Regions from separate parts of the Homo sapiens genome. Here all the other regions are linked to region 6. A link is a loop called in an ENCODE intact Hi-C map of the cell type or tissue named here. Cell type or tissue: Caco-2. All regions are shown on one strand. Region 1 has its middle 73 kb from the start of LINC02882. Region 2 overlaps LOC107987178 (a long non-coding RNA gene). Region 3 has its middle 90 kb from the start of LINC02394. Region 4 has its middle 86 kb from the start of LINC02394. Region 5 has its middle 120 kb from the start of LINC02882. Region 6 holds the start of LINC02394 (long intergenic non-protein coding RNA 2394).

The links. Hi-C counts contacts between places; a loop is a spot of excess contacts. Peaks named below come from ENCODE experiments on the same cell type or tissue, not always from the same donor. Only the 100,000 strongest peaks of a DNase experiment are listed, where the experiment ranks them.
Region 1: it touches region 6 in a loop (18-fold over the local background); 6 of 110 quality-filtered maps call a loop at or near these places.
Region 2: it touches region 6 in a loop (8-fold over the local background); 11 of 110 quality-filtered maps call a loop at or near these places.
Region 3: it touches region 6 in a loop (7-fold over the local background); 4 of 110 quality-filtered maps call a loop at or near these places.
Region 4: a loop joins it to region 6, with 3 times the contacts of the local background. A loop is called at or near these places in 2 of 110 quality-filtered maps.
Region 5: a loop joins it to region 6, with 11 times the contacts of the local background. A loop is called at or near these places in 19 of 110 quality-filtered maps.

Annotation. Positions count from the first base shown.
Region 1 is chr12:74,363,395-74,368,394 of GRCh38, reverse strand. No RefSeq gene overlaps it. Among named protein-coding and RNA genes, the nearest start is that of LINC02882, 73 kb to the right of the region's middle. In Caco-2, a CTCF peak has its summit at 2,600 (motif pointing right); a DNase peak (open chromatin) is centred at 2,624.
Region 2 is chr12:74,314,127-74,319,126 of GRCh38, reverse strand. The region is part of intron 2 of LOC107987178 (a long non-coding RNA gene); the gene reads left to right. Among named protein-coding and RNA genes, the nearest start is that of LINC02882, 24 kb to the right of the region's middle. In Caco-2, a CTCF peak has its summit at 1,908 (motif pointing right); no DNase peak of the experiment used is centred here.
Region 3 is chr12:74,109,751-74,114,750 of GRCh38, reverse strand. No RefSeq gene overlaps it. Among named protein-coding and RNA genes, the nearest start is that of LINC02394, 90 kb to the right of the region's middle. In Caco-2, a CTCF peak has its summit at 2,858 (motif pointing left); a DNase peak (open chromatin) is centred at 2,840.
Region 4 is chr12:73,933,975-73,938,974 of GRCh38, reverse strand. No RefSeq gene overlaps it. Among named protein-coding and RNA genes, the nearest start is that of LINC02394, 86 kb to the left of the region's middle. In Caco-2, a CTCF peak has its summit at 3,030 (motif pointing left); no DNase peak of the experiment used is centred here.
Region 5 is chr12:74,410,495-74,415,494 of GRCh38, reverse strand. No RefSeq gene overlaps it. Among named protein-coding and RNA genes, the nearest start is that of LINC02882, 120 kb to the right of the region's middle. In Caco-2, a CTCF peak has its summit at 2,779; no DNase peak of the experiment used is centred here.
Region 6 is chr12:74,019,634-74,024,633 of GRCh38, reverse strand. LINC02394 (long intergenic non-protein coding RNA 2394) reads right to left here and starts at 2,554. Exons shown (of 3, transcript NR_187487.1): 1 at 2,391-2,554. In Caco-2, a CTCF peak has its summit at 2,626 (motif pointing left); a DNase peak (open chromatin) is centred at 2,573.

The DNA of each region.
Region 1 (5,000 bases), 340 kb before region 6:
CAGGATGTTCCAGGCTTACCTTGTATCTAACCTGAGTCAGTCCTATAAACAGATATTTCTCCAGGGGGTCTGGTTCTGGTCCCTTTTACTGAATAATAATATTAGAAACCAAGATCTGAGTGTCAGGTTTCCTTGTTGCTACGGGACGCCCATTGGTTCTAGCTTTACCACAAGGAGATATACACCTGAATACTATCCCATGTATTTAAAAATTTGTATCTCCATGTTTTTAATATTTAACCATCTGTATGGATATTAATCTAAACATGAGTTTACTCCAATGCCTCCAAATCTTAACATGTTATCACATAGATCATTCTTGCCTCCTTCTCTTGCTTATTTAAAATCTCCAAATCTAACTGTAGGAATTCCAGCTACCAACATTTGCCATCAACCTTATGTAATTGTTCAGTTATACTGTTTACGTATAGCGGTTTAAGAATGATTAATTAACTTTACCCTTGTAGATGCTACTTTATCAACTGGAGCGATTATGTAGTTACTTTTTGCTGTTATTCTTACGAATTCCAGTCATTTCAACAGTTATTTGGGTTATCACCTTATTACCCTAACCCTTGAACAAGTTTATTTTATGCATTTGTAATTCATTTATATTCTTTGTCATTTTCTGAATTCTATGCTGGAATCTCCTGATCTCCTAAATTATATTTGATAAAACTTGCATACATTAAGGTAATTTTTCATATTATAAGCTTATGTAGACTTTGCCAAGTGCTTAGTGTCTAGTCCTCAATGTCATAGTATCAGTCCAGTACTCAACATTACAGTATTGTATATAAAAGTTTCACCTTCATAAAAAAAAAAGAAAGCCCCTGTGTTTTACCAACTGAACAACTGCCTTCCTAAAACCCTGGAAAACTTATTTGTTTTCTGTCTTCACATAGTTTTGCCTTTTTCAGAATGTTATATACATTGCAATCATATAATATGTAGCTATTTTAAAGTGCCTTCTTCCAATCAGCAATAGGCATTTAAGATTTATCTATGTGTTTTTGTGACTTAATGGCTCATCTCTTTTTTACCACTGAATAGACTCCATTTTATAAATATGTTGCAGCTTATTTATCTATTTATCTATTGAAACATCCTTGTTGCCTCTACCTTTTGGTGATTATCAATGCTATAAATGCTATAAACATTTATAATGCTATAAAAAGTTAATTTTTGTGGACTTTTTTAAATCAGTTAGGTAAACACTTAGCAGCATGATTGCTAGACCTTTGGTAAAAATATATTTAGCTTTGGAAGAAATTGCCAAACTGTCTTCAAAATGTCCCAACAGTTGGCATTGTCAGGTTTGCTTTTTTTGTTTATTTTGTTTTATTTATATTTTAGGATTTTAGCCGCCCTAGTTAGTATGTAATAGTATATCTCATTGTCATTTTAATTTGCAATTCTCTAATAACAAATATTATTGTACATCTTTTTATTTACTTAAGGTATCTGTGTATCATCTTGTCAGGTGTCTGATATTCAGATATTTTGCCCATCTTTAATTGGGCTGTTCACTTTCCTGTTGAGTTTTAAAAGTCCATTATATATTTTAGATACAAGTCCGTCATCAGATATGTGTTTTGCAAATACTTTCTTGCAGTTTGTGGCTTATCTTTCCATTCCTTCAATAGTGTCATTAGCAGAGCAAAAGTTTATAATTTTGATAGCTAAATTTGTGGATTGTCCTGTTAATGTTGTATTTAAAAACCCATAATCAAACCCAGGTCATGCACACTTTTTTGTTTTCTTCAAGAAATTTTATAATTTGTATTTTACATTTAGCTCTATTATCAATTTTGAGTTAATTTTAATGAAAAGTGTAAGATGCTTAAGTTCATCTTTTACATATAGATGATATAGTTTAAATGTTTGTCCCCTCCAAAATCTCATGCTGAAATGTGATCCCCAGTGTTAGAGGCGGGGCCTGGTTGGAGGTGTTTTGATCATGGGGGCAAATCCCTCATGAACGGCTTAGTGCTCTCCTCATGGTAATGAGTGAGTTCACACTCTATCGGTTCACATGAGAGCTGGTTGTTTAAAGGAGCCTAGCACTTTCTCTGTTCTCTCTTCTTATCCCCTCTCTCTCCATGTGACACTCTCGTTCCCCTTTGCCTTCTTCCATAGTTGTAAGTTTCCTAAGGCCCTCACCAGAAGGAGACACTGGCACTATGCTTCATGCACACCCTGCAGAACCATGAGCCAAAGAAACCACTTTTCTTTATATTATTACCCAGGATCAGGTATTCTTTTATAGCAATACAAACAAACTATGCAATGGGCATCCAATTTGCTTCAGCGTGATTTCTTGTAAAGACTGTAATTTCTCAATTGAATTGCTTTTGCTTCTTTGTCAAAGATAAATTGACCATATTTGTTTACATGTATTTTGGGGCTTTATCCTGTTCTCTCGATCTGTGTTTATATTCTTACCCCAATGCCACATTTTCTTGATTATTGTAGCCTCATAGTAAGTCTTGAAGTTAGATTGTATCAGAATGCCAACTTTTGCCATTACGTTTAATACTTGTGTCAAAAGAGTTTGTACTGGGTTGTTCAGGTCAACCTCCAGGCCAGTAGGTGGCACTCACAGATAAGAACTGACTGCCGGTGGCAGCAGCATGGTTTATGCCTGATCTTCACTTATGGAGGGAAGCACTCCAGGGCCTCAGACAATGGGCTTGTTCCCAGAACACAGCCTGGGAGAAAGGATGAAGCTAAATGGAGCTGGATCGAACAAGCCTGCTGCCCTTGGGTCCACTAATAGCACGTTCAAGCACCAACCCCGATGGGGGTAGCAGGGAAGTCATTGGGACCTTTATGAAATGTGCTGAGGTCCCTGAAAAGGGGTTGGGAGAGAAGGATGGGACTATCTCAGTGCTGTGGCCTTGGCAGGCAGGAATGTGATCTGTTTATCTGTCATATGCCCATCCTGGTGCTTGGGATATTCAGCTTGGTTAAACACTGCTGTTTACTTCCAAATTGCAATGTGGCATGGAGCCATAGGAGATGCCTGCTCCATGGCTCACCACTAAACTTCTGTGTGGTCTGGAGCACAGTGTAAAGTCTCTCCCAACAACACCAAATACAGCTCTACAGCTCTCCTGGTCTCCATGGCAGGAAAGCTACAACTTCATGCAGAGATGGGGAAGGACCCTACATTTTGGGCAAGCTGGGGTCAGGAGTTCATGCTGCCGGTGGACACTCAGCCACCCTTCACATTCCCAGGCAGCCTGCCTTCTAGTTTGCCTGTGTCAACTTCCCATGGAAGGAGAAATGGCAGCCTTTGCCGTGATGAGTGGAGAGGGAGAAGTCCTCCCCTCTATGCATGGGTTAGGGCACCGAGGTGACTCGGCCAGTGGGATGGGATTTTGCTTCTTGCTTACAGAGTCCAGCACAGAATTTGTGTCTCTGGCGGATGGAGTTGCCAATCACAGCCCCATGTAGTGAGCTGGTAGACCCTAGAAGGCATGTGCTTTGGTTTCCTTTGTCCCAGGGGCTTTCCCTGTTGTATGCTACACTTTACTTTCCCTTAGGAGTAGTACTCCCTGAGGGCTAGATCCCTGGGAACCCTGCAGTTATCTTGGGTCCAGCTAGCACTGTACTGCTGCTGCTGTCTGAGTAGGTGCTGAGGAATACCTGCAAGAACTCCCAAGATGTGGAGCACAAGAGCTGAGGTTCCCAGGGAAAGATACAGTCCCCCAGTGGCTGTGCCCTGACAATGGCAACACACCACAGTCACTTGAGTGTCAGGGGAAGGCAAGTGACGCAGCCTGAATTCATAGTCTGGTGTAATGTTCTCGAGAAATCTCCAAATCATTACCTTCAATGATGTCAGGGCTTGCAAGTGCAGAGGAGTTCTCCCACAGTTTAAATACTGGCAGTCTGCCACAGGAATGAGGGGAGTAAAAGTATTTCCACTTACCTTTTCCACACAACACCAAGTCCCTTGTGACTCCCAGCTGATCTATGCTAGCCACGTTGGCCTCTTGCTTTCTTCCTTTTCTGTGCCTCAGTTTTTTTTTGTTGTTGTTGTTTTCCCAGGAGTTCTCTATTGGGTTCTAGTAAACCCTCCTTGATAGCCTATTCAAGATGTGATTATCTATATGTAATTTTGGTCCTTCTTTCTGAGGAGAACTGGTGTCCAGTGTCTCTAGTTAGCCATCTTGAAGGAAAAAAAAAAAAAAGCTGAGTCTTCTAATCCTTGAACATGAACTTTTCTCTCCATTCATTTAGATCTTCTTTGATCTCTTTCATAAGTGTTTTGTAGTTTTTGTATATATGTTATTTACATATTTTGTTAAGTTTCTGTGTTAGTATTTCATTTTTTTGGTTATTATATATGATATTGCTTTTTTAAATTCAAATTCCAATTGTTAATTGCTGCTATATAAGAAAGTCATTGGCTTTTGTATGTTAACCTTAGTTCTTTGTTTGTTTTGTATATTAACTTTGCTGTAACTGCATATTACCTATAGGATTTTCTTGTGATTTTCTACATATACAATCATGTCATCTATGAGTAGAGAGAGTTTTACTTCTTCACTTATAATCTGTATAACTATACTTACTTTTTTCGTATTATTGCACTAACTAGGACTTCCGGTAAAATGATGAAAAGGACTGGTTGAAAGGAAATGTTTTCCTTTGCCCTGAACTTAGAGGGAAGACATCCAGTTTCTCACTATTAAGTACAATGTTAGCTGTAGGTTTTATGTAGATACTGTCTATAAAGTTGAGGAGATTTCTTTCTATACCTAGTTTTCTAAGAGTTTGTATTGTGAAAGTTTCAGGATACAAAATTAATATAAATAAATGAGTAGCACTACTATACCACAGAGACCAAGCTGAGAATCAAATTAAGAACTTAATCCCTTTTACAAAGCTGTAAAAAAGTAAAGTAATTAGGAATATACCTAACCAAGAAGGTGAAACACCTCTACAGGAAAACTACAAAACACTGTTGAAAGAAATCATAGATGACACAA
Region 2 (5,000 bases), 290 kb before region 6:
AATGCAACCCATTTTTGCATAAAAAATAAGATTGTACTGTGTGGAGATAATCAGGTAGTTATGCTGAACTAATGAGCTTTTCTTTTTCTGACAGTACTCTGATATAGTAATTGGAGAATTTAGTTATTCCTTAGATTCAGGAATGATGAGTTCTCTACCTTTGGTTATCATGAAAGATTTCCTTATACTAGAATATCCTGGTCAGGTAAGTGCATTAACAAAGCAACACTCCAATCCATTGATAACATTATATGAAATAATAGGCTGTCTATTCATTTACATAAAATCATTCATTAAAACTGAGATACTTTGCATATAATATAAATTAATTGTGCCCACTTGCCAATGTTACTTTTATTAAATAAATGGATCTGAAACTATGTGTTATTTTTCTTCAAAATCTTTAAAAAGTGGTCACTGGGAAATGATAATACCAGTTAGGATAACTTAACTTTGTTTAGAGGAAATATTTCTTCTAACTTGAAAACACATTTTACGAGTTATATTTTCACAATTTTAGACATTCTGCCTCTCATTCTGTTTGTCTCAGGTCCTGATTATCTTTCAGAATTTAGTCTTGATGCTCTGTGACCATATACATGCTCTTTCTGCACTCTAAAAATAATATTCAATACAAAATACAAAATAGGATATCAAGGGCCTACAAAATTCATTTAGACTAGTAGCATATTTTTTTAGCACATGTGGGCAACATTCTTATGAAAAGATGTTTTATTGTTTCCCCAGTATGACAAAGAAGCTAGTGAGAAAGTGGCAAATCCTCCATGTTTGGCTATTTTACTTTCAAGCTCTGGCCAGTTTCTTACACTGTTGTGGCAATAGCCTTTGGTTTGCTATTTCTTTTCCTTTCTGATGCTCCCTTCTTTTCATAGTTTGCTGTATTCACGGTTGAGGAAATGAAAGCGTCCATACTGCAATTAAGTTAGTTTCTTGCATGTACCCAACATAAGAAAGGCAAGTAAATGACTACTTTTTAAGATAAGCATGTCTTACCTCCGAGTCTATGTTTAGAGATTTTAAAAGTATGGTATTACTTTTTAAATATTTCTAAGACAAGCATACTTGAAAAAATGTTATGCCTTTTTCTAATTCCCTTCCTTTTCTGGCTTGTTTGAGGGAACCCAGACTATAAAACAAAGCTGATGAGAAGCCAAGAAAAGACATGATTAAATTAAAGCAAAATAATGAAAGAACAGAGTCACTTACATATTCAGCAAAAGCCAGCAAAATATATATATATATATATGAACAAAAGAAGAGAGGGGAAAAAAGGAAGGGAGGGAGGGAGGGAGGAAGGAAGGAAGGAAGGAAGGAAGGAGGAAGGAAAAGGAGGGAAGGAAGGAAGAAAAGGAAGGAAGAAAAGGAAGGAAGGAAGGAAATGTTCTCAAACTAAAATGTGTTTTCTGCAAGCTGAGTGAGCAAAACAGAGATTTCTTGCAGCTGTTACATTTGCTCTTAGAGCTGAAGTGGTAAATCAACTCAAGATGATCTGTCAGCCAATCAAGAAATCTTTACGTTTTGGCTGGGTCTTTAGTACAGAGATCTGGGTGGTCACAGGTTGCTTTCCTGTAGGATAATGTTTAATGTACTGTACAGCACATCCTTGAAAACTGGCCAAGACTATCATGGATTTGGCAGACACTTTCTGCAGCTCTGGGTGCCAACAGATGTCTTTGCTAGGTGAAAACAAATAAGAACCAAAATTCTTCCCAGCCTGCTGAAATAAAAGGTTCCTGGGAATTGCTGAGTGTTAAATTGCTGTCCTAAAACCTTTCATTTTGTGCTCTTGTTCTGAGTTGTGTTTTTGTTGCAATTGGCTCCCGGCCTAGGAACTTGGTGTGCTCTGCTGGGTTAACCATGATAAGCAGCTGGTGTGAGGGACCACTCCACAGTGGCTCAGTGGAGTTCAGGATTACCTCTACCACAAGAGGGTAGTATAAATCTTTGAAAGGCAGAGGTGATATTGTGATTCCCATCCCCAATCACTCTTCTGTTTTAACCTGGTCTCTGGCTCTGACTGTTTTACTTTTCCCCTTTCTCTAGAAACTCATACAACTGCCATTCTGAAAGCTTACATTGCTGTGGCACTTTATTAGCTTCAAAACTGTCAAAAAACAATCAGTGTGACTGTCTGCTGTCTGCAGGGGAGGGGGATATTCAACAGTTAGAATCTATATTCATATACTGGTAAACATTTTGAAACTGTCCCCTTAAGACCCATGAATAAGATTATGGAATGTTTTCTTAGTATTCAATGTCTATGTAATAGAAGGAAAAGGGATTAGCTGGAGGCGAATATGCATTCACAAATATTTGTTATTGAAAATTGCAAGAAAACTTGCTCATTCATTTATAAGTATTTTATTGAGATTTTTATTAAACCTCCACTACATACTATACACTAAGGATACAGCAGTAGGCTAGAGAGACCACCCTGCTCTCATGGAGCTTGCACATGAGTGTGAAAGACAAATACCAAGTGAGTTTACAAACAGTTATAAAAGTCTGGTGGTGGTAAGTGTGAAGAAGGAATATGAATCAGGATAAAGAGATGTGGGGAAAAGGGCAGTGTGATTTAGATAAGGTGGGTGAGTAAAGTTCTTAATCAAATACACAGGTGAGTACATATAAATTGAGTGGTATTTATCCATTCATTTAACATGTATTTATTGACTACCTAATATATATAATTTATGTCAGATGTTCTATTTAGCATTTAGTCAATATTATTTACATTCTTCAGGTATCAATTATTGCCACTCTTGCATAGCATAGATTTCAAGATATAAGGTTTTGATATTAAACATCTGTGTTTGCATCTTACTGTAATGTGACCTCTGGTAATTTTTAAAATACTTTTCTGATATATAAAATAATATGTACCATAGAGTTGTCAGGCATATTAATGACATAGCAAGGGAGAAGGGCCAAGCATAATACTTGAAGCACAGTTTATACCTATCAAATGTCAGTTACTGAAATTCTTAAAATCAATGCATAGCCGTATCTTTCAAGTTAAAAATATTAACAGTATAATCATGGGACCCTTTCCGTCCTTAAAAATCTTCCATAATTTAATGGTACCATGTTCAAAATGAACAGTTACAGACTGGAACAGAAAAAAAAAGAAAACTGCCATTGCTTTTCTACAAATGAAAACAAGTTAACTCATAAGCCCCCATTTTCAAAATATTATTCGTTCAAGGTAAATCAACTACAGATGGTCTCTGACTTACCATGGTTCAGCTTACGATTGTTTAATTTTACAATGGTGAGAAAACAATATGCATTCAGTAGAAACTGTACTTCAAATTTTGAATTGTGATATATTCCCAAGCTGAAAATATGTTGTATGATACAATACTCCCTTCTAGTTCTGGGCAGCCAGTGAGCCAAAGCTCCCAGATGGCCAAGAGATCACGATGGTGAACAACTGATAATCTACAGTGTGCTGTGCTGGAAAGTATTTTTTGTTGTGTGTGTTTTTTTTTTTTTTTCTTTGAGATGGGGTCTCACTATGTTTTCCAGGCTGGTCTCAAACTCCTGGGCTGAAACACTCCTTCCCTCAGCCTCATAAATAGCTGGATTACAGGCGTGAGCCTCTGCACCTGGCCAGAAAATGTCTTCAATCATAGATTGCAGAGCTCCACCGCCAGAGTTTGTGATTCAGGAGGTCCTGGGTGGAGCCTGATAACTTGAGTTTCTAACAACTTTCCAGGTGATGCTGATGCTGCTTGTCCACGGACCACTCACCCAGATAAATCGTTATTTTCTTTTGGGCTTGAAAATCATTTTGCTACATTTTTCCTTCTTTGTATTTTATAACATAAAACGTATCTCTCAGTATTTCAAAATCAGCTCTTAGTATTTCAAGTCTAATTTTGCTAGGCTTCCTTTTAGGATTTTTATAGCTTTATGTCTTACATTTAAGTCTTTAATTCATCTTGAGTTAATTTTTGTATATGGTGAGAGATAGGGGTTCCAGTTTTATTCTTCTACATACAGCTTGCCAGTTTTCCCAGCACTGTTTATTGAATAGGATGTCCTTTCTCCAGTGTATGTTTTTGTCAACTTTGCCAAAGATCAGTTGCTTGCAGGCATGTGGCTTTATTTCTGACTTCTCTATTCTGTTCTGTTGATCTATATATCTATTTGTATACCAGTATCATGCTCTTTTGTTTACTATAGCCTTGCAATATAATTTGAAGTCAGATAATGTGATGCCTCCAGCTTTGTTCCTTTTGTTTAGGATTGTTTTGGCTATTCAGGCTGTTTTTTGGTTCCATTTGAATTTTTAGGGTTGTTTGTTTCTAATTCTGTGAAAAACGACATTGATAATTTGATAGGAGTGGCATTGAATTTGAGGATTACTTTTGGTAGTATGGTCCTTTTGATGATGTTAACTTTTCCAATTCATGAGCATGGGGTGTTTTTCCATTTGTTTGTGTCATCTCTGATTTCTTTAATCAGTGTTTTATAGCTCTCCTTGTAGAGATCTTTCATCTCCTTGGTTAAATGTATTCCTAGGTTTTTTTTTGTAGCTATTGTAAATGGGATTGAGTTCTTGATTTTTTTCACAGCTTGATCATTATTGGTGTATAGAAATGCTATGGATTTTTGTACGTTGGTTTTGTATGCTGAAACTTTGCTGAAGTCATTTATTAAATGCAATATTCTTTTTGAGGAATCTTTAGAGTTTTCTAGGTATAAGATGATATCATCAATGAATAAAGATAATTTGAATTTCTCTTTTCCAATCTAAATACTTTCTGTTTCTTTCTCTTGCCTGATTGCTCTAGCTGGGACTTCCAGTACCAGGTTGAATGGGAGTGGTGAAAGTAGGTATTCTTATCTTGTTCTGGTTCTTAGGGGAATGATTTCAAATTTTGCCTGTTCAGAATGATGTTGGATGTGAGTTTGTCATAGATAGCTTTTATTATTTTGAAGTATGTTTGTTCAATGCCTCCTTTTTGGGGATT
Region 3 (5,000 bases), 90 kb before region 6:
CAAAATAAATAATAAAGATTTCTTTATTTTCTAAACAAAAATTGAAGGAATTTATTGCCACCATGCCATACCTCCCACAGGAAATAATAAACAAAATTATTTGAGCAGAAGGGAACTGCTATTTTCTTGGGTCTAAGGAAAGGAAGAGTGTAAGAGAAGGAATAAATGGAGTTTTTTTTAAGAATAAAAAATCTTATATGTCTCTTATTATCTTGAAGATAATTGCTTGTTTAATGTAATAATAGTAACAATGTATTTGGTGATTATAGCACATGGATAAATGAAATGACTGACAACAATATCACAAGGGATGTATAAAGGAATTCGATACATTCTAAGTGTAATGTGTATCCTCAGACATCAGCTAGTATCAAATCACATAAAACAATCAATTAAAACCAGAAAGAACAGAAATAGATGGAAGGGAGAGAAACAAAGGAAATGCAAAATTTAGAAAGATTATAAACATGGTAGGTATTAATTATAATATATAATTAGTCAACTTAAATATTACTTGTCTAAGTACACCAATGAAGACATCGTCAAAATGAATGAAAAGAATAAAACCAATTATATGTTGAATACAAAAAAAATGTATCTTAGAGAGAGGTAGAGGTAGAGCAAGATACCTGAATGGAAGGGTTCTCCAATCATCCTCCCCACAGGAACACCAATTTAACAGCTATCTACACAAAAACGCACCTTCATAGGAATTAAAAAAAGCAGGTGAGTGATCACAGTATCTGATTTTAACTTCATATTGCTGAAAGAGGAACTAAAGAGGTTGGGTAAAAGAGTCTTGAATTCTGATGCCATCCATCTTCCATTCCTCAGCAGCAGTCACCTGTCTTGAAGAGATAATCTGTACACTTGGTGGAGGGAGAGCACAGCAATTATGGCGCTTTGCATTGGAACACAGTGCTGCCAACACTGAGCAGAGCTCCACTGATGCCCACAGAGGGAGCATTTAGACAAACCAGAGAAGAACTGCCCATCCCAGTGGCTGGAACCTGAGTTTCAGCAAGCCTTACCACCAAGGGCTAAAGTGCATTGAGGTCCTAAATAAACTTGAACAGCAGTCTAGGACACAAGGACAGCAATTTTTATGCAAGTCCTATTGCTGTACTGGGCTCTAAGTCAGTGGCCTTGGGAGGCACACAGTCTAGTAAGACACAAGCCACGGTGACTAAATCAGTGCTCGCTGCCTATAAGGGAAGGACATGAGCCTAGCTAGCTTTGCCATCTGCTCCATCGCCAACACCAGGCAGCACTGCTTGCATCTCTGAAAGAGACCTCTTCCCTTTGCTTGAGGAGAGGAGATGGGAGAGTAAAGAGGACTTTATCTTGCAACTTGGATACCAGCTCAGCCACAGTAGGATAGGGCACCAGGCAGAGTCATGAGGCCCCCATTCTAGGCCATAGCTACTATACAACATTTCTAGATACACCCTGAGCCAGAAGGGAACCCACTGCCTTGAAGGGAAATCCAGTCCTGGCAGGATTCATCACTTGCTGACTGAAGTCTAAGCTCCGGAAGAATACTCTGGATTACCAGGCAAAGACTCTTTTTCCCTTTCCTTACTCTCTCCCATACAAAAGAGTCTCTCTCTCTCTCTCTCTCTCTCTGTCTGCTGAGCTGCCCGGAGCTCTGGGAGGTATGACACAAGCACCCGTGTGGCTACCACACTTGGAACTGTGCTGCTTCAGACCTGAAGCCAGCACAGCACTGAGTCTCACCCAAGGCTCACTATAACCAATACCTAGCTACCTCCTAGGAGCGCTTAAGGCCCCAGGGCTCTACCGTCTACAGATGGCAAAGTGAGCTCGACTTGTGTCCTTCCCTTCAGACTCTGAATAATCAGCAGCAGTAGCCAGGTAGTACATATCATAGGCCTTAGGTATGAATCTTAGATGTGATGGCTTCAGGAGTGACCCAGCACATTCACATCTGTGGTGGCTATAAGCAAAAATTCCTTTTGCTTGAGAAAAGCAAAGGGAAGAGTAAAGGTGACTTTGTCTTTGCAGCTTAGGCACCAGCTCAGCCACGTGGATAGAGTGCCAGGTGGGCACTTGGGGTCCCAAATTCCAGGCCTTGGTTCTTTGATGTGATTTCTGGACCTACTCTGGGCTAGAGGGGAGCCCACTGCTCTAAAGGGCGAGTTCCAGGCTGGACAGCATTCACCATAAGCTGACTGAGAAGCCCTTGGGCCTTAAGTGAACACTGTGAGCACTGGTGGTTGCCTGGCAGTACCCACTGTGGGCCTGTGGTAATGGTTGACATGGGAAGAGACTCCTCTGCCTGAGGCAAGGGGAAGAAAGAGTGGGAAAAACTTGTTCTCCTCTGGGTGCCAGCTCAGCAGAAGTGGAAAAGATGTAGATTTCTAAGATTTCTGACTCCAGGCCCCGGCTCCTGGGTGAAATCTTTGGTCTCATCCAGGGACTGAGGGAACTTACTGCCATGAAGGGAAGGACACAAGTCGAGCTAGCTTTGCCATCTGTAGACGGTAGAGCCCTGGGGCCTTAAGCACTCCTAGGAGGTAGCTAGGTATTGGTTATAGTGAGCCTTGGGTGAGACCCAGTGCTGTGCTGGCTTCAGGTCTGATGCAGTACAGTTCCAAGTGTGATAGCCACACGGGTGCTTGTGTCACACCTCCCAGAGCTCTGGGCACCTCAGCAGACAGAGAGAGAGAGAGAGAGAGAGACTCTTTTGTTTGGGAGAGAGTAAGGAAAGGGAAAAAGGGTCTTTGCCTGGTAATCCAGAGTGTTCTTCTGGAACTTGTCCGAGACCATTAAGACCATACCTATATGAGTCTGCATGAGCCAAAGTGTTACTGGGCTTGGGGCGCCCCCTAATGCAGGTACAGCTGCAGTGACCAAAAACTTACATCACAACATCTAAGTCTCTTCAAATACCTGGAAAGCCATACCAACGACAGGCATAAACATGCCCAGACTGTGAAGACTACAATACAGACCTAACTTTACAATGCCCGGATATCAACAAATATCCACAAGCATCAAGATCATCCAGGAAAACATCACCTCACCAAATGAACTAAATAAGGCACCAGGGACCAATCTCAGAGAGACAGAGATATGTGACTTCTCAGACAGAGAACTCAAAATGGCTATTTTGAAGAAACTCAAAGAAATTTAAGATAACACAGAGAAGTGATTCAAAGTCCTATCAGATAAATGTAACAAATAAACTTAAATAATTAAAAAGAATAATAAATTCTAGAGTTGAAAAATGCAATTGACATACTGAAGGATACAGCAGGGTCCCTTAATAGCAGAATTACTCAAGGAGAGGGAAGAATTAGTGAGCTTAAAGACAGGCTATTTGAAAATACAGTCAGAGGAGACAAAGGAAAGAAGAGAAAGATCTAAATCTAAGTACAAGAAGGTTATAGAACACCAAGCCGATTTAACCCAAAGAAGACTACCTCAAGGCATGTAATAATAAAACTCCCAAAGGTCAAGATTAAAGAAAGAATTCTAAAAGCAGCAAGAGGAAAGAAACAAATAAAAGCAGACTTTCCAGTGGAAACCTTACAGGTCAGTAGAGAGTGACATGACATGTTTAAAGTGCTGAAGGAAAATAACTTTTACCCTTTGGGCTTCTCCTACCCTTAAGTCAACAGGCTAAGAAGGGAGTTACGGTGTTGGTTGGGGTGATTGACCACACTATCAAGATGAAATCAGTCTATGATTCCACAATAAAGGTATGGAAGACTATGCATGGAATACAGTAGATCCCTTGGGGTGTCTCTTAGTATTGCCATGCCCTGTGGTTAAGGTCAATGGGGAACTGCAACAGCTCAGTCCAGGCAGGGCTATAAATGACCCAGGCCCTTCAGGAATGAAGGTTTAGGTCACTCTACCAGGAAAAAAACCCACAACCTGCTGAGGTGCTTGCTGAAGAAAAAGGGAATACAGAAGGGGTAGTAGAGGAAGGTAGTCATCAATACTAGCTATGACCACATGACCAAATGCAGAAACGGGGACTGTAATTGTCATGAGTATTTCCTCCTTCTTTTGTTAAAAACATGTTTGTGCATGTATACACTTGTACTAAGAAAATACCTCATTGTATTTCCTTTTTCCTTCATCATGTGACATAAGATTTATTGACTTCATATCAGCATTTAAGTGTTATTAACTCTATGTAATAGCATTTGGCTTGGGGATTGGTGCATTTCCAGTTGTACAAAGGATAGTTGTATTACATTAGGCATAATTTTGACCTTATTATTGTCTTTATTTGAAGATTATGTCCGATCTCAGGAGATGTGTATGGGTTCAAGTTGACAAGGGGTCGACTTGTGATGATTAAGGCTGCGTGTCAACTTAATTGGATTGAAGGATGCACAGTATTGATACTGGGTGTGTCTGTGAGGGTGTTGCCAAAGGAGATTAACATTTGAGTCAGTGGGCTAGGAAAGGCAGACCCACCCTTAATCTGGGTGGGCATAATCAGCTGCCAGCAAGGCTAGAATATAAAGCAGGCAGAAGAACGTGAAAAAACTAGACTGGCTTAGCCTTCCAGGCTACATATTTTCCCCTGTGCTGGATGCTTCCTGCCCTCAAACATTGGACTTCAAGTTCTTCAGCTTTGGGACTCAGACTGGTTTCCTTGCTCCTCAGCTTGCGGATGACCTATTGTTTGACCTTGTGATCATGTGAGTTGAATACTCCTTAATAAACTCTCTCTCTATGTATATATGTTAGTTCTCTTTCTCTAAAAAACTCTAATATATGAGGTATTTTATTTTTTGTGTGGCAATTGTGAATGGGATTGCATTCCTTCAGTTTGACTGTTGGTTTATAGGAGTGCCAATAATTTTTGCACGTTAATTTTTTATCCTGAGACTTTGTTTTAGTTGTTTATCAGCTTAAGGACCTTTTGGGCTGAGACTATAGGATTTTCTAAATATAGGGTCATGTCATCTGCAAACCGGGATAGCTTGACTTCCTCCCTTTCTATTTGGGTGCTCTTT
Region 4 (5,000 bases), 86 kb after region 6:
AGACCTTTTCATTCCAAAAGGGAGAAATATAAAAGCTGACAGGAATAGTAGGTTCCAAGTAAGTCTAAAACTTAATAGGGGAAAAAAATAACTATTAAGACTCTAGAATAATCTTTGACTAAGTGTCTCACCTTTTGGACATGCTGGAGTAGGGATTGGGTCCCCATGACTCTAGGCAGCCCCACACCCATGACGTTGCTGGTCTCAGCCCGTGCCACACTTTCATAGGTTGGAGTCAATTGCCTTCAGTCCTCCTAAAATGGATGGAGTTGCTTCCAAGTGGCTCCATCAGTGTGGAGTTCTGAGGGTGGCCCCACCCCCACGGTTCCACTAAGCATTACCCGACTGTGGTTTTTCTGCAGTGCTTCCACTTTTGTAGCAGCCCTCTTCCTGGATCTCATGCTTCAGTCTCCAGGCAGCTCCATCCTTCAAAACCTAGGTAAAGGTATCCATGGCTCAAAATTTTCAGTTTTCCTTTGACACGTGAATCACCCCATCCCATCTCAGGGTGCAAATTTGATGTTATTATTGTTAAAGAGGGCATGAGTAATGGGTAAAAGGTTAAATATTAATTAGTATTTATTGAATCAAAGAAAAGAAGGAAGAAAAATAACACTGTTCTAAAAAATAATGAATGATTAAACTTTGAACCAAAATCTCAAAATTTTTATTGTTTCATACTCTACTAGAAGTTATATGAAATCAAGAGAGAGAAACAATTACAGGAATCATGCCTGAAAATTTAAAGAGAATTGAGGTAGTGTAACTACCCAGTAAATTTTACCCAGTAAAAGGACCATTGGTGTAATGTCGGAATAACTAAATATCTAAATATAATCCTTAGCTCTTAAATTTAACTTGTGAGCTATCTTCCAGTTATTAATTACCTTGGCTAACATAAACATAATTTTTTTTTATCAGATAAGGATAATGAGTCTCTCCTTACATTTTAGTTTGGCTAGTTAAGTGGAATCATATTTTGCCAGCATCTAAAATAGTTAATTAAACTAAATGCTAATAAAATATTAATCTATAGGTAATTTACTAAACAAATTGAGGATTTTAATTAGTAGTATCTCCAGTAAATTCATGGGTAACATAAGTTTCTATATTGTAATCTGTTTGACTTAAAGTTATTTGAATTAGGGAGCAATTTTTATTTTTATTACCACATAATCCTGGCATGGTACCTGGAACAAAGTAAGAAACAGACACATATTTGTTAAATATTGAGTAATAAGAAAGTTCATGCTGTTTTACTTTATCATGAGTTTTTTTCTCATTCTTCAAATTTTCACTTAAAAAATTATCCAGTAAATACAGGATGGTCAAGAATATTTCACAGAATTGCCTTCAGTTACATTCATTATTCACATAGCCATCATTTTTTATCATTAGAGACAGCATTTGAGCAGTACCATGAAAGTACAATCTGCAAAATGAGAATTAATTATATGTAATAACAGTTATGTAGATATAATAAAATTTTAAAAGTAAAATGATTCAAATATTAAGATATTTAAAATATCGAAACCTTTGGTCCTTCAATTATTTTCACATAATTTACTTAAATCGTGAGAGGTGGACTTGGGCTTTTACTAGTATTGGTAACTTTAATATATTACTTATAATTTGAGATTTCCCAAACTGCAATAAATGAAATATCTGTTAATAACTTAATTATTGTTTGCTTATATTGAAAAGTTTATTGCATAAAGGAAATCCCACAGTCTGCTCTTGAATTGATGGCAATTATCATAACATTATGAAATTACTATAACAAGAATATACAATTAATCAGTTCTATATTTCATACTAACATGTGTGTGCCCTGATGCATTGCTTTCAGCAATATAGCAGCTGCTCTTTAATGCATTTTTTATGTCTCCAAGTAATTCTTTCATGATGAATTACGGCACATTCAGCCAGAATTAATAATGCACCAACAGCATGTGTAAAAAATTAAGTCAAATTTTTACTGAAGAGTTAAATTTGATTTGAGATTTTAAATTTTAAATTTCAAATATATATATAAAACTTCTCATCTGATCAAAATCCTACCTTGACAATATCTTTAATGGTCAGGAATATTGTAATGGTTAACTGGATAAAAAGTACATATTCACCTGACAAATAAGTAGAAATTACCCATTCGCTACCATAAGTAAGAATTATCATCTTTGAAAGAGCTACCAGAGTAAACATTGTTAAATTTGTCATTTTAATTTGAGAGACTCTCATGTTACACATATTCTGTTATTTATGTGCTGTCCCCCTTACAACCCCTGTCCACCAGTGGAAAATATTCAGTAATTTTATTTTCCTTAGTCACTTTCACCTAAATGAACTCTATGAGAAGAGCCTTGAGTTGAATCATTTATACTGTATTATGAATTAAGTAAAATCAATGTAATCAGCAAGTATTCTTAGAATATTGATGGTTAAGGGATCACATCAGTCTGAGTCCAATCATGACAGAGAAACCACCCAGTAATTTGAACAAGAAAAGTTTATTGTGAAGAAATATTAGCTATACAAAGGAGTTGAAGTAATGAGGCATAGCCTTGTAAGAAGTAGAGAAACACTAAAGAATATTGATAGAGTATATAAAAGAATAGCCACTGTTTCTATGGCTAAAATAGAGCACCCAAGAAAATACAGACCATATGGGAGGACACAGCTATGGCTAAGTTAATGGCAAAGAAATGAGTGGCAGATAATGCAAAACTTGCTGAAGCTATTATCTTGAGCTTGCCCGTATCAACCCACTAGGATAGAGGGGAAAGTTATTTCCTAGAAGGTATCACACTGGAAACATTCTACTCCAAAACCACTCCAGAAGAGGATGTGAGGTAGAAGCTGTTGGCCCTTGAGTGCTGCTGGCTTTTATGTACTGCAGCAGATGGGAACTGGAGAAGCTGCAAGCACTGCACCTGCCAGGTGCGAGAGAAACTGTATATACTGTAGGAGGCTGCTAGGAGAGGACACTGGAATGAGAAGGCAAAACTCTTTCCTTCTGCAATGTCTCTCCAGCACCCTCTACTGATAAATCTCAACATCATTTTCAGCTTGTAAAGCAAAAATATTTAAAGTACAAAGATTCATGTTTATAGAGCAAGCAAAAATTTTGAATTTAGAAGTGAGAGCCAATAAATCCTTAACTGGCAGAGAGTAATAAATGCATAAGGACAATTATTCATGATCCCAAGGCAGTTACATGTGAAAATGTATTTGTCACATTAGGTGATAAGTATTATAAAAAAAAATCTAAAAGTAGGTCAGAGAAGGTGATACGAGTGGAGAGATGGTTCATGGAACACATATGACATAACATGCAGTTGGATGTGTCATACAGAGGGAAAACCATGGTCAAAGCAACAGGAGGAAATGGAAGGGAGTGACTAAAAAGTCCCCATTTGCTGTTACATTGCTATTTGCTTTTTGAGGACCTCTAAATAATGTGATAGATCTTATTTAATAGACAATTGAGATGATAAAGATTTTAAGTAAAGGACTCAGGAATTAAAAATGTGCTCTAGGAACATAATTTCCATATGGCAAACAAGACAACCAAAGCTGTTGTAGTCTACCAGAATTGTAAAGACTTATCTCTTACTATAAAATAGTTTTATTTTCATCTAAATAAATTTATATATGGGAAAGGAAGTGGAGTAGAGAATGAAAATGTAAACAGGTGCTTGGAAGCATGTTGATCCTCCATATCAACATGTAGGTTAGTAGTCCCTGCTCTGCCCTCCACTTGAGAACAGAATTAGCCATGTAAGATAACATATATAGGAATTATTATAAGAGGAAGGTCATATGGGGCTGCAAAGAAGAAAACTATTCATGATCACTCTATAATCGTATGCATCAAAGTTCATATAAATACATATGTGTATATATACATATGTATACATATGTGTCTGTGTGTATATATACATATGTATACATATGTGTATATATACATATGTATACATATGTGTCTGTGTGTATATATACGTATGTATACATATGTGTATGTGTGTATATATACATATGTATACATATGTGTATGTGTATATATATATGTGTATATATATGTGTGTGTGTACACACACACACACACACACACACACACACACATACTCATTGTCCAGTTCCCAAACTGTGGATGTTCAGGCTTCAATTAGCTTTTAGTTAATTGTGTTAATTGTGATGAAGTGCAAAATAAGCTAGTTAATATGGATTCAGGTCTAGACTGTGCTCTCTATTGTCCATGTAATGTTAGGCAATAAAAGTGACCTATAAAATCGCAATTTTAATATAGCACATGATTGCCATAAGAATAAAATATTGTAGGTGAAAATATGTATTAATTGGAAAGTATTATGTATTAAGAAATACAAGAAATTGATGTTATTCTGACCTACTTCAACTTTGTTGAGGCATGCTAGTATTTTAAATAACAAAGATTTATCGCTTAGAGAATCAATTTGTCAAAATTATATCCAGGATATATTTTCTTAAAGCAATTTTTCTCCTAAGTATCCAGGAGGAAATCCATTTTTCCTTTCTGGACTGAACAATGAAGAAAATAGTGTCGAAGTTAAGGTTTTTGACAGGCATTTCACAATCTCATAGAAACCTCATGCATCTTTCATATTTCATCTTATATAACTTATAACTACTCCAATTATATAACTTATAACTACTCTAATTTTTATATTTTTCAAATAAATAGCTTCAATATTTTTATTAAATGATTATACACATCCTCTTTTCCTTTTGTATAGGTCTACTCATTTAAGTGATATTACAAACTACAAACTCATTCTTTTTATTTAGAGATAAGGTTTTCTCTGTCATCCAGGCCTACTATAAATCTTGGTGTATAAAACATGAAAGTCAAATGCTATTTTTTAATTATTTTAAAGATAGGATCTTGTTCTTTTGCCCAGGCTGGAGTGTGGTGGTGCCATCTATCATAGCTCACTGCAGCCTTGAACTCCTGGGCTCAA
Region 5 (5,000 bases), 390 kb before region 6:
TCTTAGTTTTCTTATACAGCAAGGAAAGGTGAGAAATGAAGAAGCATGCACGATATTAAATATTTATTATTTTACCTTTTTTACAGGTTGAATTAAATTTTATTTAAAAGTAAAAATAATAGAAATAAAATAATGCTGCTTCTTGAATTAATTCTGTATAAATATCAAAATCTCTTTAAAAATGCATGATTAAAATAATCAAATAAATGTGATATTGAGCTGCATAATCCTCATAGGATAAAGGGGGCAGCTTAAATGAGTTTGTTAATAATAAATGAAAGGGAAAAAGAAAAGCTGCACTGAGCTCCATATTCACTTATTAATGAATCTTAATATTATCGCTTATTAATGAATACTAACTAGCTTATATAACCAAAAAAAAAAACAAATGTAATTTTCTTCAGTATATTATTAGGACACAATACAGTATGTTTCACCAATATAAATGCATTTATATTCTCAGCTATAATTTCAAAAGGCCATTTCAGAGAACACTGTTACAATTAAATATGAGGAAACCTGTTCAGTTCTCAACTCCTAGTACCAGTTATCTCTGAAGAAGTTCTTGTAATATGAGAAATAATGACCTAATATTGCAATAAAAGCAAGCCTTAAGCAGTTTTCTTAACTCTGCTTTTTACTGGCTCGGTGACATAGTATAAGTCATTTAATCTCCCTACATGTAGAATGGGAATTTACTCCTTATTCTCACTTTACAGCAATGTTAGGAGGATTAATTGGATAATGAATCTAAAGGCTCCTAGGCTCAGTAAAGAAAGACACAAATGCAATGTATTATTTGCCAGTGAAAGAGTCAATGAGGAAGCACTTTTCTTACTAATCAAAATTATTCCTAGCAAGAGAGTGAATGTTAGCAAGTAAATTAAGACAATTTTTGATAGAGTTTCTAGTCTCACATATCCTATGGCAGCAAGCTAGGAGAGCAAACAAAGCTCTCAGACAATTTAAATATATTCCTCTCATTAAGAAAGTGGGACCACCTCAAAGGCATAAGTGTTTTCCATAGTGATTTCATAAAGTCATTAAAGCATAAACTTTGAGATAGTTGGACCAGACCTAATGAAAGACACATGTTCAATAATAGTAAAAAAAAAAATAGTGGTCATTCAAATGAGGGTTTCTTCTTGTGTTAGCTTTGCATTGTTTTCTTAGAAAAAAGACCACACCATGGCAAATGATTTTAAAAGCAATGTAATGAAAAGCTATCTAATTTGGTAGCAGGTATAAAATATAATACCCAGAATTAATGATAAAAGGGAATACCTGTGAGCATTCATAAGAATATACCCATCGTGGAGTTATTGAAATAGAATTGGATTGGGAGTAAATTACCTCAGGCTGACCTTTTTGACTGTTTCTCCTTAGGGATTTTTGACCTCAAATTAATTTTTTTTTTTTGCAGTAAGAGATCTGCATTATATGTAGGATGTTTTCTAGCTGAAGGACAAATAATTATAATTTCCATTTAGAGAGCTTGAATTACAACAAGGGCTATTTTCTTGACCAATAGAAAATGAAACCAGCTCTGCCTTTGGTCCCGATGTCAAAGCTCCCAAGTGTGCCTTTGCCTTTTTTGGGAATCGCTGTATATGATGAGGTTTAGTGGACTGTCTAACTCTCAGTGGTGCCCCATTCAGTCTTATGTTGACTTTAACCACTCTTCAAATGTGAAATCAGGTTTGCGGCAGGATTTCTGAAGTTGTTCTATAAAACCAGCAACTCTCATCCTGACACTCTTTACAGGTAGTCTATGAAAATAGTTAATTAATACATTAGATAGTAGAGTTCTTACAACCAAATACTGCTTAACTTTACCTTTGAATAGTTTACCTGGTTTATGAATTGGAAGCATTAGCAATCATTTGCCAACGTCCTTCCATCAGTATGATTGATGGCCTTGTGGTTAACCATCTTTCCTCTTTCACTCTGTGTTATTGGATTGTAGCAATTATCTTGGTCTTTCAATTATAAGTCCTAATCGAATGATCTGATTTCTTCTGAGGACACTCAGAGCCTTTTCTCAGTCAAGTAATTAATTTAGTTTTAGACACATACTAGATATATTCACAGGGAGCAGATTACCCATGGTCATCCAGACAAGAAAAAACAAGTACATACGTATTGCAAGTGCTCTAAGAAAATTATATTTTTGTCAACTGATAATTTCAATTTAAAAGTAATAAAATAGTTAATAAACTATGTATCATGTAGTTAATTATAAATACATACTTTTAAAAGTTGATTATATAGGGTAACTTTTCTTATAATACATGTAATTTCTTGTTAAATTGATAATTATTCAACAACTAAATCTAATTTTAAAGTTTTTAGAAAGTAGCCAGTGAATCAGGGAAAGGTTTTGGATTAATTTGATGATATCATATATATTTTACATAGATGAGGCAATATTTTTTCTGTTTTTTTCCCATTTAATGTTTCGAATAATAAAGAAAAAAGAGATGTTTCTTTTAAATGCTTATTTTAAATCAGGGAAGATTTTTAAAGATTTTTGTTAACCTCACTGTAAAACTTTCTTCTATTTATACATAAATTACTGGCAGTTTAATTCTCTCTTTTTAACATTGTTGGAAACCTGTACATATATTTCTTCGACTAAATTTTTTTACTTTGAAAAATCTACCACAAGGTGGCAGTCAAGAAAAGTCTTTTAAATTTCATCTTGGAACATAATTTATGAGGTGAAGAAGTCAGGTTCATGTGAAGAGTTATCATACACCTGACATGTCAGTGGCCAAACCAGTACATAAAAGCTGATGTGCACTTCAATTAAAAATCATAATTATTCATACAGAGAAAACAGCAGGCTATGAAACTGAATGCTCTGGAATTGAGCCAGAAATCTTAGATGGACATCTTGACTTTAACAGTGTGAGCCTTGGCAAATCACATTAATTAGGGAATTCCCTAATTCCCTAATGTGTCAAGACACATTCATTTCTTTGTGCCAATCTAGCAGTCATTTTAATATCATAATGAAAAATAGCTATCTGAGACATTCAGCTCCAGCTACCTCCAGGATGCTATAGGAAGAAGCAGTGCTGAAAGAAGCTTTCAGTTTACAGCAATTCAATTTACCTCACCTAACCTCCACTTTCAGAGATAAAGCAGATAAGAGCATTGTGCTGGACACACTGGAGTATACACGGACAAACAAAACACAAATCCTTGGCCTCAAGGAAACAAACAATCAAAAACATAGGACAGACTAATATGGATAAGAAGGAAGTTTTCAGGAATTTCTTCACTAATAACACTTTCAATTATAAGTCCTAATTTGATGTACAAATATCAAAAATACATAAAAATATCCAAATTTCTCAGACTAACTGGAAGTAATATTTATAATTTCTATATTTTACATTTAATATTGAAACAATATCTAATTCATTTGGTAATATTTTATTTAAAAGTCCATAATATTGACTTGTGTGTACCGTGTTTAGCACGGGTTTATAATTCACTGCAAATATGGCAGCTTGTGTTTCTTATTTTACAGAGTTAAGTTTCTTCAGCAGTAAAACTACTGTCTGTATATTGCTTATATACAGAAAATTTGTCACCATACATTTATTAGTCATAGCAAAATGCCTGTACATAGCAGGTGTTCCACAAATATTGGTTACCTTACTGATAACCAATGTAGTTGAATATTTGCTATGTTTTCAACATATGATCTCATTCAATCCTCTATTTTCTTTATTGTGCTAACGAGAAAACTGGGACTGAATTTATTTGATTTCCCTAATGCCATATAATTTACAAGGGACAGGGACAGGGACAGGATTCCAAGCTGAGCCCACATGGCTAGAGAGTCTATGGTCTTAGCTATCACGTGAAGATGCTTCTTACAAGTTGATAAGGTTTAGATTTTTGTTCCTTCCAAATCTCATGTTGAACTGTAATCTCCAGAGTTGGAGGTGAGGCCTTGGGAGGTGTTTGGATCATGGGGGTAGATCCCTAATGAATGGTCTAGTGGCATCCTCTTGGTGGTAAGTGAATTCTCATCCTGAGTTCACATGAGAGCAGGTTGTTTAGAAGTATGTGGAACCTCCCTCCCCTCTTTCCTCCTGCCTCTCGCCATGTGACACATTGGCTCCCCCTTTGGCTTCCGCCATGATTGTAAGCTTCCTGAGTTCTCATCAGAATCAGATGCCAGCACCATGCCTCCTGTACAGCCTGCAGAACTGTGAGGCAGTTCAACCTCTTTTCTTTATAAAGTACCCAGCCTCAGGTATTTCTTTATAGCTATGGAAGAATGGACTAACACACAAGTTTTTGTCAAACTATCTTCACAGAGATGTTAAGGATGTGTCTTTTCTTTCATTTGAACTAGTATTGAGCCATGCAAAGCCCTTTTAACTTTAATATAACAGAACTCATGTGAATAAGTGTTTTGTTCCTCACACTAAATTGATACAGAACTAAACTTTTATCTCTAGTCCTGAAAATATCCATGGACAATGGTTATTGGAAAACAGAGACTATGTCCTCCTTTAACTTTTTAGGCCTTCATAGCTCTGTGTGTTCTTCAAATAATGGTAGCTTGCTGAACGTTGGTTTGCATATTTATGGGCTCTGGAGGGATTTGATAATATATATCACTGACTGGGTAACTAGTAAACATCTTTATCAGAGTATGTTTCTAGATGTATAGGCAATTTCTGTTACTAATTTGGTAAGTCTCATTGCATTTTCTTAAGGAATAATTTCAATATATACACTTGAAATTCAAATTTTTGAATTAAATGAAAGGCTGGAAACAACAGATGTCAAATGTTTACATCAAATTATCAACTAAGAACTTCTCTGAGTGATTACTTGCTTTATGTGTGCCAGGAAAACCATAATAAATGTATGTTCAATGTTTACTGAAATTTATAGTTAATAATTCCTTTTTATATGTAATCACCTTACCATGGTATGATCTCTTTCTCTCCCATATCATTTAACATTTATAG
Region 6 (5,000 bases):
GCGAGAGAATACAAGAAAGAGTAAGGTCCAGTGCTTCCAAGTAAGATTGTGTATCAAGCCTTTGCAACATGTGGCAGAAATGCCTTATTTCACAGAAAAATTATATTATTGAAATTTGTTTTTAAAGGGCCTATTTTGTAATAAATATGATCACAGAAGGTACATTTTGGAATTTGTTTATAAACTCCATTTATACTAGCAACAGGCCCAGCAAGAGGCAGAAATAGTAAAAATAAATAAAGTTAGTCAACATCTCTTCTGTCCCAATATCTCCATGTCTACCTTAGACTAGATTTAAAGCTTAAGATAAGGGAATTCATTCTACAAAATATCAGTACAATTAAAAATTATAGCAATTATGGCTGTTACATTGCAAAATAAACAGATAAAGCAATGGAGCAGAGTGGAAAGTCTAGATATAGGCATAAAGTTTCTTTATACCTCTTATTGGAATATTATTAGACAATATTGGAAATAGTTCAATCAAAGAAGAGATAACTGATTCACTAAACAGAATTTGAATCAATAAATATTACCGAGCAAGTGATACTTATTACCAACTCAAGGTTAAGAGTCTCACCACATAGAGGATGTCAAATAGCATAACAATGCTGATAGCCGGGAGCAGTAGTCTCAGGAAGTCAGCCTCCCTTCCATGGTTTTCAGGTGTTGGGTTGGCCAAGGGAAACACAATTCACACTGGCATTGGAAGGAACAAAGTTTTGCTCACATAGAGTAGAAACAGAAAAGGTTAGCTTCAATAATGAGCTTCAGGCTCTCAGCCAATGCAAGGGGATGGTCTGCACACATTCCTCTTGTGATTCGGATAAAGGACATCCATTCCCTCCCTATGGAAACCCATATAGTACGGGAGTTGATGCACACACTTAAGTAGAACAAAAAGGTACACAAATTTGGAACAGATAAAGAAATTCCCAAACAGAGATGGGCGAAGCACAAGCTATGAAGGCTCTTAATTTCTTTGTAAGGATATATTCCCAACCCAAAGCACACTCTTATACAATTGGACAGGAAAGACTGTGCAAGTGACTGCTTCTCCCAAGAAATACCCCTTTGAAAAAATAAAAATAGAAGGATTCCTACCTCGTAGTATAAACGTAAATTAATAGCTGATTAGATAGGCAAAATTACAAAATTTAAAACTTTTATGACAAAAATATGAAATATTTACAAGATGCAGAAAGCATAATATATAACAAACAATAAATTTGTGTTATAATTGTGTATTCTATACAGATAAAAAATGAAAAGTTAAGCAAAAAATTTAAAAACATTCATTAAACACATAACATTATATAATTAGCATTAGCATATATCATTTTAATATATCAAACTTGAAAATCATATATTATTAGCAAATAGACAAAGGCTAAAAAAGGTTATTTACAAAACATGTAACCAAAATGATTTACCAAAGAACCCTCAATGCCATTTTAAAAATAGAGATATCTGTTCACACTCATCTACTTGGAAAAAATATTTAAGGAAATAATTTAGAAACTGTTAAGTTGGGTTGATGAGTAATTGAGCATTTGTTATATTACATCTATCTATCTATCACCTATCTATCTATTATCATCTTTATCAATCTATCTGTATCTATTTTTACTTTATGCTTGGGAAAAAAACCTTTGTTGAAATAAAATAAAAATTGTTAAAACTAAGAATGCTGCAACACAAGCCTTTTTGCTTCCTGCTGTAGCAAAATAAATGCATTCTTTTTTTTATTTGGAAAGCACTTGGAAAATTAGTATGCTTAATGTTAAAAACTTTATACATTATTACATAATAATTCAATTTTGAATATCCTAAAAAAATTGCAAGTGGTTAAAAAAGCTGTATTCGTTAATATTTCCACTAGCGTGTTACATGTAATAAAATTTTTGAAACATATATTCATTGATAAAAGAATACTAATTCAGGTGACCAAGACAGCTTGTTAAAAACTGATTCTTTACAAACTGAATGTAAAAGTTGTTTCTCATTGAAAGAATACTGATGTTTTGCTAAATATTAAACCTGGATATGAACTGTTTAAATATTTTTTAAACTTTATCAGGTTAATATTATAAAAGCTTTCCTTAAGATACATATTTTTTCCTAAGTGTATTTAATTGAATTAACAGGGCTTTCCTTAAAGATGTTAAATTGGTTCTGTGTATCTAACATATTACTAATAAAAATATTTAACAAATTTTTAATTCACGATCTCATATTAATCTGACTTGTATCTCTAGAAGAGATATAATGTGATGTAAATTTGAAATGATTCCAAACTTTTACATAGTTTGCTACTTGAGTGACATATGTTTTGCTGTGATAAAAATTTGGAGTGTAATTCCGCCCTCCTTGAGAATGTTACATCATACCTTATCAGGCTCCGTATGTGAGTTATTGACCTTCAACTACTGGACTCCAAAATTCATAAGAACCCAAGATTTTACAGGCAGTTTGAAAGCTTAAGCCATGGCAGGGCTATCCTCTGTCAGCTGCTTCTCAGAAGACCAAGAGCTTAGGCTGTGGCTGGGCCACATCCCGTTAGCCTTTGAGCTAATCTCCGGCCAACACCGGCACCGCCCTCTAGTGTCTAGGGACAGCACACGTCACGCCGTCAAGGATCTCTGTAGTATTGGTCAAACCATCCCTCTCCACAACCTTTCCTATAAAAGCATGCCTCAAACCTCAATTAAACTTAACTTTCTACAGAGGCCTGCTTCCATCCTAATTGAGCAACTAGACTTTAACAATTCTGGATCTCACTCACTATGTGGTAAATTGTACCTGATCTATCAAGTGTATTCTCTGTGAGTTGTTAGTTGTTCTCATTATTCTTCCCCTCTTTAAGCATTAAAAAATAAAGAAAAAAATCTGTGTATGATCATAACGATGTGATTTATAAAATTAGACTTTTGATTGTCTTCTTATTTTAACTATAAAAAACATATCATTTATACTTTAACAAATATTTTTGGTAGAAGAAACATCTTTCACGAGTAGCATCTCCAGAAGCAAATGATTTTAAAACAAACTTAAAGAAAAATTGAATTAAAAATTGAAATAAAATAGACAGAAAAATATGCACACTAACTCTCATTGAATGACTCTACTGATTGTTCTAGGATTTTCCATTTCAATTTTTCTTTTTAATAATCATCTGTTACTCATTTTACCATATTAAATTTTTATCTTTCTCACTAACATCTTTTAAAAGTAAGAAATGACTTCATTTTTTAATACTACTCTAAATAGTCTAGTAGTTTAATGGTACTATGGAAAGAAAGAAATGAAATTCTAGTGAGAATTCCTCCCACAAAATATGTATTTAACTACAGCTATTTTTTTTTAAATTTTACTATTATTGAACTGGCATAGAGACAGGGAAAATAACCTGATTTTTATTATTCTCTTGTATGACACATTCTATGCTTGCTTTCTATTATATTTTACTTTTAGTAGTTTCAGTATATTTTGAAGAAAATTTCTAAAAATTAATCATTATAAATTTTATATAATGCAACAAGTACTATTGAGTTATTTCAAAATGCAAATTGCACATTTACTAATTTGGAACTTATTTGCCCTAGCACCATCACCAGAGGGAAAAAACAATCACAAAGCTTTGCTTAACATTTGTATCTATGAGGAACCACTGACCTTCAGTTAGTGCTATTAAATTTTTTTAAATATCATTTTATTCAACTGAGTGGCTATGGAAAAAGTCTGTTTTAGAAGGATGATATTATCTAAATTAAAAGTGCATTTATGTGTGACAACATAAGGTCAAATACATTTCTACTTTATATGTTATCCAGAAGCCTGAACAAAAGTCGTAAGTTATTACATCACAATTATTATACTTTTTAAATTGCTATTTTACTTTATATTATGAGGTGTTAGCTCTCTTTTTCCAATTAACAAAAACCCTACTGCCTAAGCATTTTTAACAAATGTGAGCAAATATGGCTTCTTAAAACTTGCATCTCTACTTAAAATTTTTTAAGTGAATTTCACAAAACTTTTTTAAGACATATGAAGAACAGTCTATTAATCTATATACAAAGAGTTTATAATGAAGATAGTTGCATAAATGATTTAGAAGACACTGTCACTACTCTATTCCTCATCAAATGCTCATTAACAACAATGTCATCAAGTCTCAGAAGTACATTTGGTGTTTTGATTAATTAATTCTGACACATAAGAGTTTGGTTAAGCAATTACTCAGCAGTTTACATATTGACTACTTTGCATTGTATTAAGTATAGTGAAGGATACATAAAAATAAAATATTAGGTTGGTCCAAATGTAATTGTGGTTTTTGTCATTACTCTTAATGGCAAAAGTCGCAATTACTTTTGCACCAACCTAATACAAGACACATACTCATACAGGGATAATATCTTTTTGGAGGCACAAAATTTATATGTAAATTCAACTAAAAAGCACATGTGATTTAGTTTAGGAATTTATATCATTATCACATTTATCTTTTGTTATTCTTTAAAACATAGTGAGTTTTTTTTTCTTTTTAATGTATAAAGATTCTTCTCTTATTCCTCTGTTGAACTTGATTCCCTGCTGATCATACAGTATCTTCCCCTGGACAAAATTTCTGTGAACAAGATTAGGGGGAAAAAGAGTTGAAGAGGGCTGAGCAAGAGTCTTTCCCTATCAAGTCTTATGTCTGGCAGGAGTTGCAGAGAATAAGATGTCTATGTCAGGCATAGTGTGAGAAGCAGAAAAAGAGGACTCTAGAAAAAAATTTACTTCATTTATTTTTCTTGTTAAGAAATTAATTTTTTAATTTAGAATTAACACATAGTAATTGCACATATTTATGGGATGTAGCGTGACATTTTAGTGAATGTATGTATTTTATAAAGATCAGATCAAGTTAATTAACATATCCTTCACTTTAAATATTTATCATTCCTTTGTTGTGGCCTCTTCTAGATATCTTAAAATACACACTACATTAT